Linked DNA regions of Homo sapiens: region 2 is linked to region 1. A link is an interaction called in ENCODE POLR2A ChIA-PET data of the cell type or tissue named here. Cell type or tissue: A673. All regions are shown on one strand. Links, peaks and the distances in the headings refer to the core of each region. The heading gives the core; the rest is flanking DNA.

Region 1 (5,392 bases), core at 177-5,176:
TGCCTGGCAACAATTAATCTATTAATACTTTCTGTCCCCATGAATTTGCCCATTCTGGACATTTCATCTACATGAAGTCACACAATACATGGCCTTTTGTATTTGGCTTATTTCCCTTAGCATAATGATTTCATAGTTCATCCATGTTGTAGCAATTATCGATACTTTGTTTCTTTTTATGGTCAAATAGTATTTTATTGTATGAATATACCACATTTTATTCATCCATTCATCAGCTGATGGACATTTGTTTCCACTTTTTGACTCTAATGAATAATGCTGCTATAAACATTCATGTACAATTTTTATGAACATGTTTTCAGTTCTCTGGGGTATATACATAAGAGTGAAATTGCTGGCTCATATGGTTGACTTTATGTTTAACTTTCTGAGTAACTGTGAAATTTTTTCCAAATTTCTACACCCTTTACATTCCCTTCAGCACTGTACAGGGGTTCCAGTTTCACCACATCCTCAACAATGCTTGTATTTATCCATCTTTTTTTACTGTAGCCATCCTGGTGGATGTGAAGTAATACTGATTTTCATTCCTCTAACGACTCATGATACTATGAAAATGCTTAGATTTTCATTGCTTAAAATACAATATAAACACACACATGTTCACAGGCACACACACAAGCACACGTGTACCCAAACACACACACACACACACACTCTCTTACACTTTCTACAGAAAATTATTCAACAAGCTCAGGTCAAGAGAAATCTTCAGAAAAAAAGGTGAAACCACACAGAAACTGTCCTGGTTAAACTGCAAAGACTGCAGCTCTACCATTCCCCTGTGATATAACATGTTGGAAGGGAAAGAGAATGTACTTCAATGGCAAAATATTGCTTAGGCCAACACATTTGACTGCAAATTCTGTGCAATTATTTAGAAAAAGAAGGGTTAGTGTGTTTTATTACTGCAAACAAAGCAAAAATGCTATGAAAATAGCAAATTATTTATATTAAACATAAAAACTTCCTCTGCTTTTTTAATTACAAGAGCTAGACAGCAAATTAGTGCATCACAAATAGCGCATTAACGTGGTCAAAATATACACAAACGCTACATGCATTTTTTTCTCTCTTATTTTGTTTCATTATAGTCATCTTTCTCTAGGAATAAACTGAACTGGAGCTTTTCTTCCAACCCCTGTAACTCTCTCAGGAATCTTATTCATTCATGGCTTTTCTAGCCCAAACTTATGAAACTGTTTGCTCCACTTGTTACTGTTACTATAGAGCCAATGGATGAGAACATTTTAGTCCAAGATAATAATAATAAAATTCTTTGTTCTTCCAATAAAACTTCTTAGCATAATTTTATTTTTCTTAAAAGCCTTAGTTTCCTTAGGTTCCAAGAGAATCCAGTTACAAAATGTAGATTTTCAAGATAGTTTTGAAAATAAGAAAATGGTATAATATATATTTGCATTTAGTGAAAAACACGAATTTATTAACTGAATACTCGCAATCTGTTTTCTCTTTTCAAATACATGAATACATTTCAAAAAGCTTTGCTATATGCAAAACATAGTTGTTTGAATAACATGTAAATTGTGCTTTTAAAATTTAATATTTAAATATTTAACATAATAGCAGATAGTATGGCTTCACATCATTACACCATGTTCAATTTACCAGAATGCATATTCTACCTGAGTTGATTAGTAAACAGGGAGTCCTGGGGGTATAGTGTGGAATCTTAGTTAGACAGCATAATTATTTGATGACTAGTTGCACATAAATGACATTTTTTTCCGGCTATCTAATCCATTAAATGTCTTCCAGAGCTACATTAATGATAAAATCAGAGGGAATTAGAGTAGGGATCTCTGTTTCCTTCCTTCACATTAATGGCAGAGATACAAAGAAATGAAGACAATCAAAATGAATGAAAACTGACTTCATGCATATAAAATAAAAACTGGAATCAAATTATATTAGGATGGTAATGGGAATCTCGTCTTTATGACTACTGTGACACTCTCTCAATAATTATATTCCAGTATCTATTCACAGAAATATCTACAACTTAGACTGTATTCCAGAAGAAATTGGGAACTGAGAGCATTTTCTCCTTTTGAAGCCTACTGAGACCTTTAATACAATGGTTCTCCAACTTCATACACTTTATTGTTATAACCATATTAAGAAACTTTCTCACCCAGCTTGACACAACCATTAGACTATCTCTCTAATGACAACTGGCTGTATCTTTCTGACTTTAATTTATCAAACCTAGAGGGTTTTTTGTTTTTTAGAGACAGGGTCTCATTCTGCTGCCAGGCTGGAGTGCAGTGGTACAATCATAGCTCACAGCAGCCTTGAATTCCTAGGCTCAAGTGGTCCTCCCACTGCAGCCTCCCAAGCTGGGACTACATGCAAGTGTCACCACACCCAGCTAGTTTTTTATTTTTTGTAGAGATGGGGTCTTGCTGTGTTGTCCAGGCTGCTCTTGAGCGCCTTGCTTCAAGCAATCCTCCCACTTTGGCCTCCCAAAGTATTGAGATTACAGGTGTGAGCCACCATACCCAAGCTCAAACCTAGAGTTCTTAAGACATAAAAGCTCCTCCTTCCTTTTTTCCTTCATACACCATCTCCCCAGATGAATACAAATACAAAATTTCTGATCCCTTAGTGGGATAATGTCCAGATGTCCTTTATAATAGCCTGCCTTTAGTATCAGTGCCACCCATGTGGAAGGCATGTATAGGCAAAATATGTAACCTCTGAGGAGTTGGGATTTAAGACCACTAAATTGGACATATGAAGAATGTTCTAGACAGATAAGCCATTAATAAGAACATGTATTATACACTGAAAGATCTCAACAGAAATCAGGCCTTTATCACCTTACACTCTTCCCCTAGTCTACTTACACAGCACCTGACTCAATTTGCTTAAAATCCAATTTCACTATGTTGTGCCCCCCACCTCAATCCACTCAATGACTTTCTATATTCATGGTTAAAACACTGCATAGTATCTCAGGTAGTGATACTCTTTATGGAAAAAATATCTTTAAGTAGATTTAAAAAAACGATGAATAGTGTCATAATTAATGGAATGGACTCTGGAGTCAAATGACTTAGGTTCAAATCCTGCTTAATTGCTTGGGAGCTATATGACATTAGGTAAGCGCCTTTTTTTTTTTTTTTTTTCGAAACAGAGTCTGGCTCTGTCACCCAGGCTGGTGTGCAGTGGTGCGATCTGCGATCTTGGCTCACTGCAACCTCCGCCTCCCAGGTTTAAGCAATTATTCTGCCTCAACCTCCTGAGTAGCTAGGATTACAGGCGCGCGCCAGCATACCCAGCTAATTTTTGTATTTTTTAGTAGAGACAGGGTTTCACCATGTTGGCCAGTCTGGTTTTGAACCCCTAACCTTGGGTGATCCGCCTGCCTCAGCCTCCTAAAGTGCTGGGATTACAGGTGTGAGCCACCACGCCCGGCCCTTAGGTTAAGTTGTTAATCAATCTCTACCTCAGTCTCCTCATTTATAAAACAGATACTAAATAATAATAAGGACCACCTCATAGAGTTGTTGATGAGTAATATAGGTAAAACACTTAGAATAATGCCTGAAACATAAGTACCATATAAGTATTAGCAGATATTAAATATTTATCAACATCATCTGATCAACTTCAAGCTATTCATCCCAGGAATCAAGGTCTTATAATATTTACATACCTCCCAATAATAACTTTTATGCAATTATAGTTTAAAAGTAATTACATACAATTTGCTTCATTTCACTTAATTCTCACAATCCTGTAGAAGAAATTAGTTCCACCTTATCGATTAGCGGGTCTACCCACCACCGGCCAAGAAAATCACTTAACTGTCCAGCTGCCCATTCTAAAGCACACTCCGTAGAGTTGCCCACGTGAGATGTACATCCATGGAGCTTCGGCCCTTCAGACTTTCTGGGGATGCTGAAATTTCAGTCCTTCACTTTCTCTGTCCAACGTGCTTAATAAGCAAGGCCATTCCCACAGATGGGCAGTCACATGGACTCTCTCACCACAAGAGGGGACGAAAGTAAATTTCACATGCATCCCACACATTACATCTTGTGCCCAATTTAGTAAAAGTCCTTCCAGTAGTTTTGGTGTGAAACCATGAAAGACAGACAGAAATTCCACTTTATTACACAGATAAAGAAACCAAGGTGATGATGCCCAGAAGCTGGAGTATAAGGACTCAAACTCAGCTCTTCCCACCAGACAGTGCTGTTCCGCCGTGAAGCCCTGCAGTTTCCTGCCTCCCAGCTGTGACCCTTGCGAGACCCCTATGCCTGTGAGCCGCCCCAGCAGCCTGGCCTGCCTCAAGAAAGCCGAGTTCCACATTCTGCACTTCCACAGCATGTACCAGATGCCTCAAATGGCTATAAGTAGTTAAATAAAAATCTTCTAAAATTCTAGGCTGTGATCTAGAGGCATGCCAGGAAATAGTTCAATGTTCTGCTTCGTGGCCAATATTTTTTAACTTAAGTCACTAGACCAGGAACATTTAGAAGAGATGTCAGTGACTTTTCTTTCACATAAATGCTTCCTGGAGGATAAGCTGAAGTTTGAATGTTTTAAAAGTAGTAAAAGGGACCAAAACAATGCTTCATTTTAGCTCAACATCCATCTGTAATATGCAGTGTAAAATTTAATTAGAATTTAATAATAAGAAAAGAAAATCTGCAGGCTTGGCTCAGTGGCTCTCGCCTATAATCCCAGCATTTTGTAAGGCCAATGTAGGAGGACTGCTTGAGGCCAGGAATTCAAGACCAGCCTGGAAAACATAGCAAGACCTCATCTCTACAAATAATAATAATAATAATAATAATAATAATAATAATAATAATAATAAATTAGCCAGGTGCAGTGGCACACACCTATAATCCTAGGTACTTAGGAGGCTGAGGCAGGAGGATCACTTGAGCCTAGGACTTTGAGGCTGTGGTGAGCTATGATAGTGGATAGCTAAAAATAAAATAAGATTAATTAAATTTAAAAAATAAGATCTTACTAAAAGAGACAAGGTAGAGCAATAAATTTTGAGTTAGATATTGTTTCTGGCAATTGTCTTAGTTCAGGCTGCTATAACTAAGTACCATAGACAGGATGATTACAAACAACAGAAATTTATTTCTCACAGTTCTGCAGGCTGGAAGTGTGACATCAGGGTACAAGAATGGTTGGGTTCTGGTGAGGGCCCTCTTATGGGTTGTGAGCTGCTTTTCTGTTATATACTCACATGGTAGAAAGAGAGCAAGAGAGCTCTCTGGGGTCCATTTCATAAGGACACTAATCCAATTCATGAGGGGTCCACTCTCATGACCTAATAACCTGCCAAAGGTGCCATATCCTTGTACCATCACTTTAGGTA
Region 2 (5,392 bases), core at 86-5,085, 96 kb after region 1:
ATGGAACATAATGCCACCTGGCAACCTCTGTTATCCATGTCTGTACTTATGGCTTTGTCATGATTTCCAAACTGCATTCATGGAACAGTCATTTAAGTTTCAAGATTGAAAATTTGTAGCTAATTATGTTAGGGAACTCTTCCAGAGTTTTGGATTTGGGGAATTTCAGGTTTATTGAGGTACCTATAAAATTCTAGTTCTGCTCAAATTTTAATATCTGAATCATCTACAACTTAGGATTCTTTGTGGGAAGAGTAAAGCTCTCTGGAAGCTCAACTAGCTTTTATTCGATTTAAAGTTTGATAAGAAACAAAACTGTCACTATAAGTGACAGTTGACCAGAGTGGAGAAGGGGGCCAGAAAGAAACAGAGGAATATAGCAAAGTAGGAAAGTATCAGAGAGATACAATGGATACTTTTTTTCCCTGGGATAGAGCTCTTGGAAGTTGGTATAGAATGACAATAAACCCGGCAGTCACCTGGGCTGTGTACAGCACAATTCCATGGAATTGTTTTCACACCCAGAATGGTGTAAATAGTGCCCCCTGTAGTTGTCCTCTCAAAACCTCAGTTACAGCAGCCAAATTTATTACCAAAATGCATTCCAAAGCAATTATGTTGTTGTTTTAGAAAGCTGAATTTTATTGGTCTGCTCTTCTCGTTAAAAACCAATAGTTAAGAATTGGAGTTGTCTATATAGTCATATTCCTGCCCACAGCTACTTAGGTGGTGTAGCTCAATATAGAACCCAGCTTGATTTCTAAGTTTAGCTTCACATCATGAGCTGGCAGTGAACCCTGCAAGTGTTGGTTTTCATGGAAGCAGCATGGAAAACATCAGCAATTCCTGCATCTCTGCTGAAATGCACATATGTGAATCTGCTGCTCTGAAGAGGACAGAGGTCTAGGGTTAGGTTTCACAATCATACTTTCACAAGATTGACCTTAGCTTTCTGCCTATTTGGTTCCAAGTCTTCTGGTGACAGCAAAAGATAGCACTTTGGACTTCAGACAGCTTTGATGGCAAGTTTTCAAGCTTTTTTTCTTGCAATATCTTTTCAATAAGGAATTGTTTGGTGTCTAATAAAAGTACATAATTCAATTTTTTAAAAAAGCAAATCATATCCTTCCTAGCATCATCTGAAAATGGGTAGAAGAGGGTGCTTGAGGGATTAAACATTTAGCCTTGTGTATGCATGCATGCAAGTGGTTGCCTTCATACGTGCCCAGATTTATACCAGCTGTGCACTTGTTCATCTTTTGTGGAGGGGGGTGGGGTTGAGGGTTTTCCTCTGATGCAGAGACATTCCAGATGGACAAGAATGTAAATGCCAGGTTGCATTTTTAGGGGCTTACTAATGGAGCCACAGCAGATTAAGAGGGTAAAAAAAATTATGACCGCATGTATTTGTAGGGAAGTGTGGACTGGACACTATTAGATTTGCTATCTGTGAGATCCTCTTGTATTGACATTTTATAAAGTAATTGGGTATTTTCAACTCTCTCTGAGGAGTAAGAATGAGATTCTTGATGCCGGCTTTTGTCAAAATAATATTTTAAGGAACATTTTAGTAAAGCCACTTATTGAATTGTAGTTTTAAAATTAATTTTTAATCTTGCAATAAGACAAAAAAAGAAAAAAATTTAATTTGTGCACATAAATGACTCATTTGGATGGTAGACTTATTCTATATGCATTATTATTATTATTTTTTTTCTGAGACAGGGTCTCACTTTGATACCCAGCCTGGAGTGCAGTAGCACAATCACGGTTCACTGCAGCTCAACCTCCTGGGCTTAAGCGATCCTCCAGCCCCAGCCCCCCAAGTAGCTGGGACTACAGGCATGCGCCACCACACATGGCTGTTTTGTACTTCTAAAAATAGAGGTGGGGTTTTGCCACGTTGGCCAGGCTGGTCTCAAACGCCTGAGCTCAAGCGATCTGCCTGCCTCGCACTCCCAAAACGTTGGGATTACAGGTGTGAGCCACAGCACCCAGCGCATAACTCTTCTTTCTCAGCTAAGCCTATGTACAAGTTCCAACAGAGTGCTAGGAGACAAAACATTTCAGTGCATTTTCATGGCTTTGTTTTTCATGGCATATTTGCATTTTATTGTGACTTCTGATTCTCTTGTATTTTCTCTGCTATAAAGAAACTATGTAGTTTTAAGTTATATCAAAAAAGGGTGTTTATTTGTCTTTGCATGAATTTTGAAAAAGTTTTCATTGTTTTCCATTCATTTAAAAAATACATCTGAAAATGTATATCTGCTTTAATCATAAAAGTGTTTCTCTGCTCACATGATCTTCATTCAGCTTTAGTGAGAAAATAAATTTGGGCACATACCAACTGTTACTATATGATAGGAAGTGCTACAGAATTGTGGAATGTGACTTGCTTCAGCAGCTGTTTGATGGCTAATGGTTCAGGGCATTTGCCAGCTGCCATGGTTCTGCCATGGTTCATTGGGGCTGTGTCAAAATCCTTGAAAACTTCAGGCTCAAGAACCCAGAGCTTATTTGACCCTTTATTAAGTGCTGGTACTATATTTAGAAGTTTATTTGCTGCAAACCTCTGTAAACATTTTCTCCAGACTAAACGTTTTCCTTTGTAGAGAGAATTTTTCCATTTTCCAGCATGGCATTGTAAAAATCTAGCAACCATATCTCACATTTATATAAGAAAGCATTTGGAATTGTCTTTCAAAACCACATGGGTGCCTAATGAATATTACTTGCTAGTTTGTGACTTTTATTTGTGTTTTGAGGCTTGTGTAATCCCTTGCACCAGCCCCGGACACAGGCAGTTTTGGATATTAGAGCCGATTTTTTCATTATCCCCCATTGGGCCTCTATGAGTCATACTCTGGACACAAATAGAAGTGAATGTATAATCACACAACCACTTATTCCACAGTTACTGGGCAAAATAATTTGTAATGTGCAATGAGCATCTTTGCTAAAGGAATTTACAAGAAGGTCTTGAAAGACAGTACCTGTATCTATCTGTAGAGCATCACAAATTTCACTTCCTTGGATATTTTAGGAAGGGTAGGTTGGGTGTGTCCTGTCTGGCTAATTTGGAGGTGGTTTCCATTAGCATCCAATCATTTAACCTCATCCCTTCACTGACACCTTTTTTTTTTAAACTCCCTGTAAACATGATGCCTTTTATGTTTCATTTCCACATTTCTAGCAGTAGATACTTGAGGCACATAGAGATATCTTAGAAAATATTGTGTATCATCACAGCCTCTTGGAAACCAAGAAGGGGATCAAAGTAATTGTCTGATTCATTATAATTATTTCTATATTATATCAAAGTTTAACCCTCTAATAAGAGGAAAATTTCTACCCAAGTCTAAATATTTATATTTAGGCATTCAAATTTTACATTTTCCTGATATTCAACTGTATATTGGGAAAGTATTTAGGCTAAAAGGTAATATGACATTCTGCTTAATGTTTTAGAAAATAAAGGTATTCGATTTTCACTTATGGTGTTTTTATGATTTTAGACTTACTCATCACGTGTTTGGTCATGGTAGTGGTCATGGTAGTAGACTAATGATATAGCTGCTGTTCTAGAAATTTAAAATATTATTTTTGTCTCATTCTTCAAGTATTATTTAAAATTATTTGTGCAGTAATAATTTATATAACATTCATCCACCAATTCCATGAAGTAAAAATAAAACAACCTTCATACATGAGTCCTGAAATGTGAAGAATCGTTTTCTGAATTCAAATGGAATCTGTGAATAATTAGGGGAAGAAGCTGTCTCTCCACTTTTTAATCCATTTTTTTGTCTCTGCCTCTCTCATTTTCTTTTCCTTCAAAATCAGAGAAGCAAAGAATTCTTTTGACACATAAATGTTTTGGCAAATTGTAAATTATTGATATGTTAGTATTTTTCTTATTAACTACAAACCATATTAGAAATTTAGGGCTAAAAACACAAATGTGATATTCTTAAATAAAACATTTTGTTGTTAATTTTTAAATCAACTTTTCTATTCTAAAATATGTTTCTTTTGCTTATGCCTATGTATCTTTTGTTGAATATTTTATCAGAATGCTTTGTGAATAGCAAAGTTCAAGGGAAAAGGCTTTTTGAGGGAAAATTTTAATGCAGTATTTCTCAAAATGTATTTTACAAGATGTTAGAGTAGTTAGCACAGATATGAAATGAAAACTACATATTTTCAGATTATAAGTGTAGGAAACACATGGTTAAACAAAATATCAAGCTCTAATATGAGATGAGAGATGTCAGGAGGGAGATATTTCCTAAATGTCTTTGGACACAAGACTCTATTTCTTTCCTTGGCTCACTGCAACCTCCACTTTCGGGTTCAAGCAATTTTCTTGCCTCAGCCTCCTGAGTAGCTGGGACTACAGGCACACCCCACCATGCCTGGCTAATTTTTGTATTTTTTAGTAGAGATTGGTTTTTACCATGTTGGTCAGGCTGGTCTCGAACCCCTCACCTCAGGTGATCTGCCCACCTCAGCCTCCCAAAGTGCCAAGATCACAGTTGTGAGCCACTGTGCCTCAGCCTCACAAGACTGTTTCTCATGGAGCTCATGTTCTGTAGAACATGTTTGGGAACTGCTGGCCTACTGAATGCCCAGAACCAGGGCTCCAGGAGAGTTCAAACCGTACCATCCTCTAGTAGTGAAAGCTTCTTGCTTAGTGTATTATAGGTACCCTCAGATGTTGTATGACTTGCAGTCGTTGTCATAAATTATTAATTGCAGTAGTTTATAAACAGTCAAGTATATCTGTGCTTCTTACACACGCACTTTGTCATTGGAAGCAAGCACATAAGCAGTTAGGCCTCTCTTTGGCTACATACAGCCTGTTAGGGAAAGCAGCCATTGTATTTTATTTATTTATTTATTTATTTATTTATTTATTTATTTATTTATTAGACGGAGTCTCACTCTGTCACCAGGCTGGAGTGCAGTGGCGTGATTTCAGCTCACTGCAACCTCCACCTCCTGGGTTCACGTGATTCTCCTGTCTCAGCCTCCCGAGTAGCTGGGACCACAGGCGCACGCCATCGTGCCCAGCTAATTTTTGTATTTTTAGTAGAGACGGGGTTTCATCATGTTGGCCAGGATGGTCTCTATATCTTGACCTTGTGATCCACCCACCTGGGCCTCCCAGAGTTCTGGGCTTACAGGCGTGAGCCACCTCGCCCAGCCAGAGCCATTGTATTTTAAAGGAGACAATTCTGTTCTTCCTTATAACCTATCCCAGTTGTGGATTGAATCCCTGAGCCTTAGGTCACGTTGCTATTGTTCTGCATCAATAAGCATATTATAATTGATCAATAAGTCATCTGATTTAAAAAACCATGTGTCCTAGTTGTGTTCTAAAGGGAAA

The links. Peaks named below come from ENCODE experiments on the same cell type or tissue, not always from the same donor. Only the 100,000 strongest peaks of a DNase experiment are listed, where the experiment ranks them.
Region 2: POLR2A ChIA-PET joins it to region 1 with 20 read pairs; 3 of 35 experiments call an interaction of 5 or more read pairs at or near these places.

What each region holds. Positions count from the first base shown.
Region 1 is chr2:226,852,383-226,857,774 of GRCh38, reverse strand. All of the region lies in intron 3 of RHBDD1 (rhomboid domain containing 1), which reads right to left. Among named protein-coding and RNA genes, the nearest start is that of RHBDD1, 19 kb to the right of the region's middle. In A673, for the core only: no CTCF peak of the experiment used is centred there; no DNase peak of the experiment used is centred there.
Region 2 is chr2:226,756,501-226,761,892 of GRCh38, reverse strand. All of the region lies in intron 1 of IRS1 (insulin receptor substrate 1), which reads left to right. Among named protein-coding and RNA genes, the nearest start is that of IRS1, 41 kb to the left of the region's middle. In A673, for the core only: no CTCF peak of the experiment used is centred there; a DNase peak (open chromatin) is centred at 2,822.